Regions from separate parts of the Homo sapiens genome. Here region 1 is linked to region 2. A link is a loop called in an ENCODE intact Hi-C map of the cell type or tissue named here. Cell type or tissue: PC-9. All regions are shown on one strand. Links, peaks and the distances in the headings refer to the core of each region. The heading gives the core; the rest is flanking DNA. Region 1 overlaps SH3RF3 (SH3 domain containing ring finger 3). Region 2 overlaps SH3RF3 (SH3 domain containing ring finger 3).

What was found. Hi-C counts contacts between places; a loop is a spot of excess contacts. Peaks named below come from ENCODE experiments on the same cell type or tissue, not always from the same donor. Only the 100,000 strongest peaks of a DNase experiment are listed, where the experiment ranks them.
Region 1: it touches region 2 in a loop (5-fold over the local background); 2 of 110 quality-filtered maps call a loop at or near these places.

Annotation. Positions count from the first base shown.
Region 1 is chr2:109,468,521-109,473,890 of GRCh38, forward strand. The region is part of intron 8 of SH3RF3 (SH3 domain containing ring finger 3); the gene reads left to right. It also overlaps a transcript of RANBP2 not described here. Among named protein-coding and RNA genes, the nearest start is that of SEPTIN10, 140 kb to the right of the region's middle. RefSeq lists an enhancer at 2,226-2,345. In PC-9, for the core only: no CTCF peak of the experiment used is centred there; a DNase peak (open chromatin) is centred at 2,311; H3K27ac peaks cover 1,578 bases.
Region 2 is chr2:109,405,562-109,410,931 of GRCh38, forward strand. All of the region lies in intron 4 of SH3RF3 (SH3 domain containing ring finger 3), which reads left to right. It also overlaps a transcript of RANBP2 not described here. Among named protein-coding and RNA genes, the nearest start is that of MIR4266, 95 kb to the left of the region's middle. In PC-9, for the core only: no CTCF peak of the experiment used is centred there; a DNase peak (open chromatin) is centred at 2,400.

The DNA of each region.
Region 1 (5,370 bases), core at 289-5,288, 63 kb after region 2:
CTGGCAAGAAGCGAGCACAAACGATGACCAGTCAGGATAAGAAGGAAGTTAGGCCCGGTGTGGTAGCTCACGCCTGTAATCCCAGCACTTTGGGAGGCCGAGGCAGGTGGATCATTTGAGGTCAGGAGTTTGAGACCAGCCTGGCCAACATGGTGAAACCCTGTCTCTATTAAAAATAAAAAAATGAGCCAGGCATGGTGGCGGGCACCTGTAATCCCAGCTACTCAGGAGGCTGAGGCAGGTTAATCGCTTGAGCCTGGGAGGTGGAGTTTGCAGTGAGCCAAGATCGCGGCAGTGCACTCCAGCCTGGGCAACAAAGCAAGACTCTGTCTCAGAAAAAAAAAAAAAAAAAAAAAGTTAAATTCAGAGCTGCTTCTCATGGTGACGTTTTCAACCCTCTACGGCTTTGATACTGGAACTGCCTTCCCAGTTAGTGGTGGTCTCCCGGGGGCTACTAGATGCATGTCAAGCTCAAGGTCTTCTAAAGGGCTCCAGCCACCAGTCTTGGCTCAGGAGGCTGTGGGAGCAGGGCCAGGCATGTAAGCTGAGAACACAGGCTGTGCAGGGCCTGAGGTGTGGCTTTGCACCTTGTGGCCCATGCCATGCCTTTCTTCTCCACCCCAAGAATGCGGGCCCCCTGCAGCATTCCACAGCCCGTGCTTACACAGCGTATTTCTTCTGTGCATTGTGCGCTATCCCAGAATATTCCTGGATGAGTGAGAATTTATCAGGAGGGAAGGGCCTGGATCTAACAGCCCTAAAGACACCACCTCACTGTGTCCTCCACTCTGTATCCTGGGGTGTGTGGCATGCGGCTGGGCCCCTGTGGCCCTTTACTAGCCCCCGTGCTTTGCTTTGGGGCCAGAACTGCCTGCCTGGTCTGTTGGTTTTCCATGCATGCATCCGCTGCTCTGTCGAGGAAGGGTTTGACAGTAATGCCTGTTGTGCAGGGGTCACACTATGTGTGCAGTGGGATGGTCTTCTGTGGCCTAATTTCATCAAAGCACAAAACTTAGGCTGCCTAGAAAATAACAGTTAATGTGTCCTCTGTGTGTGACTTCTCCTAGGTGGGCTGGCAATGGGAGCTGGGCCCCAGTGGCTCAGAGTGACTGAGCACTGGTCTTGTGTACTTCTGATTAAGGACAAATCCACAAGCTCCAGAAACCCAACAAGCAAATAGTAATAAGTCTGGCAGAACGCTGAAAAGCTTAACCATTATGTTTTTGCTGAACAAAAGAACCCCCAGATCTCATGAAGAAAAGCCAGAAAACCGTGCTTTTCCTCAGAAGGTAGATCCGAATTTTTCCAGCCGTTGGTTATGTGTGCAGCTTGGGGCCAGGCGTTTGTCCACTGCAACCACAACCTCAGACATTCTTCTGTGGGGGTCTGAGCCTGGACAGCAGTGTTCTCAGAGCACTTTCCAGGACATGCGAGCTATAAGATGAACCCATGAGCAGATACGCTTGATCCTGCAAGCTGGAGTTACTTAGTGTTGATCATTTCACTCTTCGTGCGTCCTGTCTGAGGGTTAGCTGAGCCCGTTCTGGTGGTGGGCAACCACAGAGCTGTCTTCTGGCTAATGAAGACAAAGCCACCTTCTCAACTACAAGGATTCCTTGTCCCTTCTGGGGTGGCTGGGGTGGCCCTGTCTCCTCACCAAAGGCTCCTGGGACCTCACTACGTAAAGAGATGAGATTACTTTGGAATGACTTATTTCCTCATCAATAAGTGATGGGAGTTAGAAGGATGACCCACAGCACCCAGCAGCTCTAGCCACATGTGAAATCCATGCTTGCATTTCGGGTAGACTCCTGCTCCATCTGGAAAAGATCATCTTTTCCAGAGTTTTGCTGGATCTCAACAAGTCCCTGGAAGCGCCTTGTCAATCTTTGGTTCTCAGAATTTGCTCTTCCTTATTGCACGTCTGGGGAGACACCACCCACTTGAGTGTAGTTGCCCTCTGGTCATTCACTTATTTTTCATCTATTGACTTAACAAAATATTTGTGGAGCACCCACTTTGGGACAAGCCCTGGCTCAGTACTCTACGTGCAGAGCTGAACAAGGCAGTCTGGAGGAGGACAGGCAGTTACACCAAGCTCCCTGGACTGGCTCTGACAGTGCCACGCATGGGGTGCCTAGAAACTGCTGTGGCCGGGGCTGGTGGAGGATGGGTCATCACAGAAATAGCAGAGCCAGAGGTGCAGATGTGCAGGAAGTAGAGGCCTCGGCTCAGCCACCCCTGTTCCACAGGCCACAGCTTAGAGAGACCCTTTGCAGGGAAGTCAGCTCACAGCAAACAAAGGGTGCTGACATTTCATTCCTTCTTCCTCATGATAAGAAATCTCTTCTGTTGCCTGAGGCAGAGTCAGTGTATTAGTCAATTTTCACACTGCTGTAAAGAAATACCAGAGACTAGGCTGGGTGCGGTGGCTCACGCCTGTAATCCCAGCACTTTGAGAGGCCGAGGAGGGCAGATCACTTGAGGTCAGGAGTTCGAGACCAGCCCAGCCAACATGGTGAAACCCCATCTCCACTAAAAACACAAAAATTAGTTGGGTGTGTTGGCAGGTGCCTCTAATCCCAGCTACTTGGGAGGCTGAGAATCACTTGAACCCAGGGGGCAGAGTTTGCAATGAGCCGAGATCGTGCCATTGCACTCCAGCCTGGGCGACAGACTCTGTCTCAAAAAAAAAAAAAAAAAAAAAAAAAGAAATTAATACCTGAGACTGAGTAATGTATAAAGGAAAGAGGTTTGATTGACTCTCAGTTTCAGCTGGGGGTGCCACAGGAAACTTACAATCATGGCGGAAGGCAAAGGGGAAGCAAGCACCTTCTTCACAAGGCGGCAGGAGAGAGAAGAGAAAGTGAAGGGGGAAGAATCCTCATAAAACCATTGGATCTCATGAGAACTCACTCACTATCACAAGAACAGCATGGGAGAAACTGCCCCCGTGATCTAGTCCCCTCCCTCCAGGTCCCTCTTTGACACATGGGGATTACAATTCTAGATGAGATTTGAGTGGGGACACAGAGCCAAACCATATCAGTCAGTGGCAAAATTCATCATTGGAACAGCTCATGTAGGCCCAGACACTGTTGTATTCCATGGGTGAGGAGGTTGCTGTCCAAGCCACCTGCTCCAGGACACATGCTGGGGCGGGGTCTAAGTCTCTTTCTTTTCCACTCACCCCCTTGCTGTCTCAGCCTCACATACCTAATAAGACGGTCCCAAGAGCTTAGCCATAGGAGATAGACTAATGCACAGTCCTGGATAGCTTGTCCTGCCTTTTTGCATGGGGCACGTCTTGTTAAACTTTTTCCACACTCTATTTGCTGAGACTATGCAGACACAGGGAGAGCAGATGCCTGGCAGTTCTCTAGAAGGCAGGGGCTGTGTGAACAGCAGTTCATGTAACTTGGTCTGAAGCAGGCCATTTTCCTCCATGGTTATATTGCCAATTCAGGGAGAAGCAGAGTCCTGGGCCCCCTGCACTGTGTGGCCCTGTAGCACAGTGTGCACCTGGATTCTGACATCTCAGCTTCTTTCAAATTCCCATCCTTTTCTAATTATTAATTAGATTGTTAATTATTATTAATTAGTTAATATGATTAACAACCACCTGTGACCTCATGGTAGCAGCTCCTTATAGAAATGTAGGAGCAGTCCCCAGTTAAAAATTAGATAGGGATAAAAGCCCAAATCAGGGCACTTATTCAGGGAGGTGCCACCTGGCCAGGGTCTGGGCTGCTCCAGGAAGACGGTGGCAGGAGAGGACCCGGCCAGGGGCCTCCCGGGCCCTCCTCACCTGCACTCTCGGTGGTCTCGGGCCGGTGTGCATGCAGGGTGTCCTGGAAGCAATCTTCCTTAAGAAGCACAGAAAGAGGAAATCCAAACCATCCTGCAGAGCTTGCGGGGCTTCCCGACGGGGCTTCCCGTCAGGGCTTGGCAAGCTGGCAGCCATCAGGAAGGACTTGTGGAAAGAAGAGCTTTGATTTACGGTTGCTGCCTCAGAAACCCCGATCCAATTGATGAACCGACCTGCGGCTGCCTTCTGGTTGGATGAAGTGATTTCCATCCATCTGTTTCATTTAAAAACAAAATTCAGGAAGTGAGCTTGCCATACCTGACTAAATAATAGTGTGTTTAATTTTTCCTGTTTCATTCCAGACATCCTTCAGAAGGAGGCCAGATTTTACAGAGATTTCATCTGAATGCATTCCATTTGATCTAATAATTTATGGCTGTGTTGTATTTGTCCTACAGAAAGCCAGCCAGACGCCCGTTGGAAATCCAACACACAGCAAAGTTATCCTAATGGACAGGGTCGTGACACACTCAGACATATCCCAGGGCAGACAGCCCTGCTCCAGCCTCTTATTTCTGTCTGTCCTACCTTTGGCCTAATCTCCTTTGAAGCAATTTTAAATGAATGAATGTGGTGCTATAAATTCTACCCGACTCGTGGGGCCTTTCCTACCTTAGTGAAAAGATAATGTGTTGGCTGAGATGGCAAGGAGACAGGGTCACATGGTGTTGCAGCCTTTCAGATGCGAGTCCCAAGAATCTAAAGAGAACTGACAGCCTGGCATTTAATCGCCCCTCATTTAACAGCATTAACTCAAGTTAACTCTTGCAAAGCTCTGTGATGGATTTTCCCAGGGAAGCGGCTTCCTGCCTAGACATACGAGCGCCTCACACAGGCCTGGGCTGGCCCCATTCGACGCCTGGGCACCACTGGGAGCCTGGAGCTGGGGTTGGGCCCTGCAGAGCCAGAGCCTCTTGGCCATGGGCAGCTGTGCCTGGGCTTGTGGCTGGTTACCAAGCACAAGTTGACATCGTGTTCAGAATAGGGCGTGCTCTGAGGCCCCCATCAGCATTTGGCACCAAATTGGGACAAATACAATGAGGTCTGAGCCCCTATTTTATTTGGGGAGGCTGTGGGGGATGTAAAATAGCAGATATAGGTGATAAAGAAGGCCTGAGCAACAGAGCCATGCCAGGGTTAGAGCGACAGAGAGGAGAGAGAAATAAACCCTCTGTAACTGCTCATCTGGGATTCAAAGAAGATGGTTTCTGAATGGGACCTAAAGCACAAACAAGGTTCAAGGGGGAGGGATGAGGGAGCATATGTGTCCTAGGTGGAGGGAGGAAGCAGCGTGCCATGTCCTGCTGCCGTGCCCAGCTCACTCAGCCACCCACCCACCCCACCCACTCCTGCCTGCCTCAGGCTACCTCCTCCCCTGTAACACTGAGCCTGAGAGGCCTCTGAGCCCCCCGTGCACAGCCAGCACCTTAGCCGCAGGCTGTCTCTTTTTTGGGGTGTCCCTGAACCGCTCTCCTTGTGCCCCTGAACCGCTCTCCTTGTGC
Region 2 (5,370 bases), core at 194-5,193:
CTGCCCATGTCCCTTTTGCTGCCCCTCAGCATGGCATTCTACCTACCAGGCAACACACAGACACATACCTGTGCAGAAGGCTCCTGCCCGCCCTTCCAGACCATCTGACATGTTCACCTCTCCGCAGCTTTCTATGGCCCCATGTCACCTTTCCACCACCAAATCAATTCCCCCACTGTCTCTTTGCCTACAGGACTTCCAGTGTGCCCATGATGGAATATTATTTGTGTGTATGGCCATCCCCCCTTCCTCCCTGGGCTTTTAGGTCCTTGAAGGCAGGGCTAGGTGCCACTGGCCCACAGGTGGGGCTCTCACACGCTAGCTTCCTTGTTGGGTGGGCCACAAGACAGCACCGGCAGCATTCCTCACTGGATGGTCTTGTACATAAAGCAGCATGGTACCTGAGAGACTGTGTGGCCTTCCCCAACTCCCGCAGGCCCGGCTGCACATCGATGGCTGGGGAGAGGACACAGCTGCGGGGCTCTGGCTGAAGGTGTCCAGGGCGTGCAGCCGGCTGAGCCTCAGATGGCCCGTCCTGCTCATGTTTGCACCCCTAGGGATTCTTCCTCTGCGACTGGGAGAGGTCAGAGGCTCAGCTGGTGCTCTGGGCATAATGGAGTATCATTCACATGTCAGTGCTCTGCTGGGGGAGGGAGGTTAATCAGAGGAGAGGGAAAGAGGCCATTCAGGCCAACTCCACTATGACACATTTGCTTTTGAGGTTACTGGATCAAATCGGGAAATGATTGCTTACATTTTAGAAAAATTTCCTCATAAACCAAGTATGAAGTCAAGCAGGTGCCCGAGGACCCTAAATGGGCAGTCAGCTCTGGAGTGCCCAGGTCCATCACTGAGAGCAGCTATATCACGTAATAAGCAGCCCACGTTCTCGGAGGCACCAAGCTGTGAATGCTTGCTTCTCACTCATACTATGAGTCACCGGTAGAAGAGGGCTTGGCTCTACCATCCTCACCTGGGACACCAACAAACACCAGGCTGAGTCTAGCCACTACTTGTTTTGGTAAATGAAAGCTTTGCTGGAACAGGGTCACACACGCCCATTTGTATATCATCCGCAGCTGTTTTTAGGCCATAACAGAGATATTGAGGCGTTCTGACAGAGATTTTAAGACCCACACAGCCTGAAATGTTTATTACTGAGCCCATTACAGAAAATGCCTTCTGACTCCTGGTGTAGAATGTCTCCAGGACCATAGCAGGGGCAGAAATGAAGCAACCAGTGCAGAGGCTACATGGAAGCCTCTGCTCATGCGCATTTCAGTGGTCGAAGCCAATCTTACAGCCCCGCCCTGTTGAGGGGTGGGCACATGGAGTCCAGCGGGGCCTTGAGGAGAACCGTCCCCAGGTGCCACTTCCCTGCAACTCAGCAAGTTTGCATTTCTGAGCACAGAAGTTGGGAAGCTTCAAAGGAAGAGACGACACCTTTCCAAAGTAAGGCTAGTGTGGCTCTGACGGCTATGCTTGCACTGCTGTGTGCAAGCATATACCCACTAATACTGCCCATGAGTGTCCTGCCTCTGGGCAGGGGCTCTTGCTGGGTCCAGAGTGTGGTCAGATGCAGGCTGACTCGCCGTCCAGCCAGGACCAGCACCTTCATTGGCCCTTGCCAGCTTCTCTGTTCTGGAGAGCACCATGGCTTACAAATTACCTCCAAATAAGCAACCCTTGGAAATTAGGAACATACCCTTTAAAATCAATGGAAGGGGAAGTGTTTGAAATTCAGCAGGGAGAACATCAAAAGACAGCATTTCTCAAGTCTCTTCGTGTCTGAGAAGTAAATGAGGAGAGTTCCTTATGGAAGCTTCTGGGCAACTTTAAAATGCATCACCACCTGCTATTTGTCTCTATGCAGCTTCCTGTGTTGGCTGGGTCTTATTATCTCTGCCACAGGACAGACAGACAGATGCTTCAAGCAGGAGGAAGTGCTGGGGAAAAGCTGAAGGAGCTGAAGCAGGACCTTCCTGCCTCAGGCCTGGCAGCCCCCAGACTTACTGCTTATAAGCTGTGCAAACTCCGGCTCCAGCTCCAGCTCTCAACTGCAGAGTACAAGCTGCCTGCATAGCAGAGCACCTGGGCTTATTTTTAGCATTTTCAGAAAGTTATAAATTTAATTACATGCCTTATAGGGAGGCAAAACAAAGTACCAAGTGAGCCTGGGATGAATAAAAAAAAAATTGCATTGTGAGAATCTTATACAAGAAAACTTTCTTCTACAAATCTGGAAATAGCTGTACCTCCATGACTTACCAATCCTGGCCTTTAAGTGGGGACAGAGGACACCGTGGCTGCCTGTGACCTGGCGTCCTGATGATTTTTGTCGATTGCAAAGCTTACCAATCACAGTGCAGGGTGCTGGCAGTGTTTCTTTTGCTGCTATGACGAGCTAGGAACCAGATCCACGGGTTTCTGCCTGTGCCTCCAGGCCATCCTTGGGCAGAGTCAGGAAAGATCCTTGGGTCTTCTTGGCATTTGGAGAGCATCCGGGAGCTCTGGGTGGGCACTTGCTGGCTAGCAGCACAGAAGAGTCACTCCCTTGTCCTAGCAGCTGTTGAAGCCACATCCTGCAGGGATCCACAGAGGGTTGTTCATGAATGCCCACCGGTAGGCCCCATGGGACCCACCAGGAGACTAGCACACAGTCCATGCCTCAGAGGGTGGAAAGGAGGAAGGGCCTCGATCAGTACAGGTAAAGCAGGAGGAAACCAGGCCACTGAGGTCGGTGTCCTCAGGGCTGTAATGTGAAGACCCATGATGGCCCTGGACGGGAGGACTGTGAGGAGCTAAGAACCTTCTCCACCCAGATCTCCTGACTGCCTCACCCTCCCTCTGCCAGAGCTCATCTGCCCTCCCGCTCCAGGCTAAACCACCTACCTCCCCACAGGCATTATCTGGATGCAGTGTGGGTTTGGGAGGCGAGAAAAACGGGGTCCCACACGCGCTCACGCCCAGGCCGGGTTCGCTCTCAGGACCTCGTCCTCCCATTCGCTGTCCCCTCTACCAGCCCGTGAGCTTCGCTGCGGCAAGAGAGTGCTTTCCCTCTCTGTACAGGCAATGCCCCGCACTGGCACTCTCAGACAGAAGGATGGATAGACGGACACACTGAATTAGAGCTGAACAAAAGGATTTTTCAAAGTCCACCCCTCCTGCAGCCACCGCCTGTAAAGGAGGCACTTTCTGTTTGAAGACAGAATGGATGCACAGTTGGATGTGGATGAATATTGTGCCTTTTATGCAAAGCTGGATGGAGAAGCCTCTGGCCTGATGGGTGCGCACAGGGAGGGGGGTCCAGGGCCTTCCTACCATCAGAGGCAACAGGCGAGTGAGAGCTGTGAGGAAGGCCATGAGCGGAGGCCATCCACGGCTCTTCCTGATAGAAGAAAGGCTCCAGGGCAAGATAGGTTGCTTCTTAGCTGAGGCTTGGGAAGCCCCGGGTAGGCGAGAAAGGGGTCCTATAACTTCCTTAACAGACCTCCCCTTTCCTTGTTGACGTTTTGAGATTTTCATTCACCAAACTGGAGTCGGGTTGTGGATGTTCTCCTCCCATATTCCACTGTTTTGATCCATTCGCCTTAGTAATATTGTGGGAATTCCTTGTTAAGCTTTTGATCACAACTTTCACTTTTTGGTTCCAGTTATTGGCCCAGTAAGACAAAGGCAGAAAGGGGAAGAGGTTCATCTTCTCATCATAGACACCTAGAGCAGGGGCAGCAAACGTTCTAAAGGAAGCAGCCAGATAGTAAATAATCTAGACTTTGCAGCCAGGTAGTATCTGCCGCAGTGACTCAGCTCCACCCTGCAGTATCAGAGCAGCTGGAGACAGCAGTGGATGGTGGGCATGGCTGGCTGCCAATAAAACTTTATTCACAAAAGCAGAACACTGGGCCAGATCCAACCTGTGGGTGAGAATTAAATATCCAGCAGCAAATTTGGAACTCCTACGGGGGCAGGTGGCTTGTGGGCAGCAGTGGAGGGGAGTTTTGGCCTCCATCTTCAGTGGTGAGCAAGCAGTTCCCCTCACCAGCTGAGAGTGCTGAAGTTATGTGGGCAGAAGGCGTGGCTGCTGCCTCTCCCAGGACAGACTCCCTCACTGGGGCTCCCCGGCCACTGCCCTCCCCGAGAGGGAGATCGAGAGGCACGCGGGGCCTCTGGCTACACAAGCTGCTTGCTCCTCTTTGCAGAATCAAGCAGAAGAATCAGCCATAAATGTTTTATTCTAGAGTTTTCTTTGGGAAGCAAGTTCATGAGGGTCTGATTTACACCCCGTGTAATGGAGTGGTAGCGAGTGATGAATAATGCATGCCCATTTCACTGCTCCTTGGGGTGATGACAGTGTTTTCTGGACTTACATTAAACATTTAAATGAGGAGATGTTTCTTCTTGGGGTCTTCATCTGTTCCATAGTGTCAAAGAAAGAGACTCGGAGCCCCCGTACAGCCTGCCAACGCCCAGACCCTCTTTTTTCCCTTTTAGTAATCCCAGCAGGGAACTAATACGGCCTGGTTCCCAGCCACTGCTTAGGGGCCCCATTAAAATGCAGCGGAGGAGGCTCTAGTGTCTGGTTACAACCTGGCGGTTTAGAATCGGGGAACCGCGGCCACAGCACTGCAGCCATTGCTGACACCAGGCTTCCAACCAGGGGAGGCTGGAATTTGATGAAACACATCGCCGTCACAGATGACAGCCCAATCTTTACTGACTAGCAGCTCCAGCGCTGTGTGCCATTCACCTGTGAGCTCTGTGACAGGGAGAGAGATGCAGGAGCAATGGAGCTTGCCTGGATCCAGGGCACTGCACAGTCAGACTGAGCTCCAGCCCTGACCTCGGTGCGGAGGGCCCCTGCAGCTCCGTGCACCCAGGGGGCAGCATCAGCGTGCACGCTGTCACTTTACTGTTTGCTTGTGCTAAGTTCCATCAGACAGGCCATCCTCTCCTACCTGTAGCCCTGCCAGCCGACCTTGCACTACTGGGCTCATGTGAAATGCTCACAGGCTGTGTTGTTGAGCATCCTGCCCGAGGGAGGGATTGCTGGAGTTGTTCTGTAGGGTCAGTGACTCAGAGAACTGGGCCACTGCATGTCAGCCAGCTCCTTCGGAACATGTGTGTCCACTTGCCTAGGCCAAATCCTGGCAGGTATCCATTATGGAGCCTTTTAAAAAGACCGTGGTGCAAACGTACTTTATTATAGTCAGAGCCCTTTCCTGGGCATGGGCTGCTAGGCGCGACTTCGTGGGAGACAGGGCTGCACTTGGCTTTGAAGTCGGAGCAGAGATTTCCATTGGATGATCTTGGAGATAGGATGAACATCTGTCTGAGGGCTGTGTCCCCAGTTATTTTTACTCAAAGGCACCT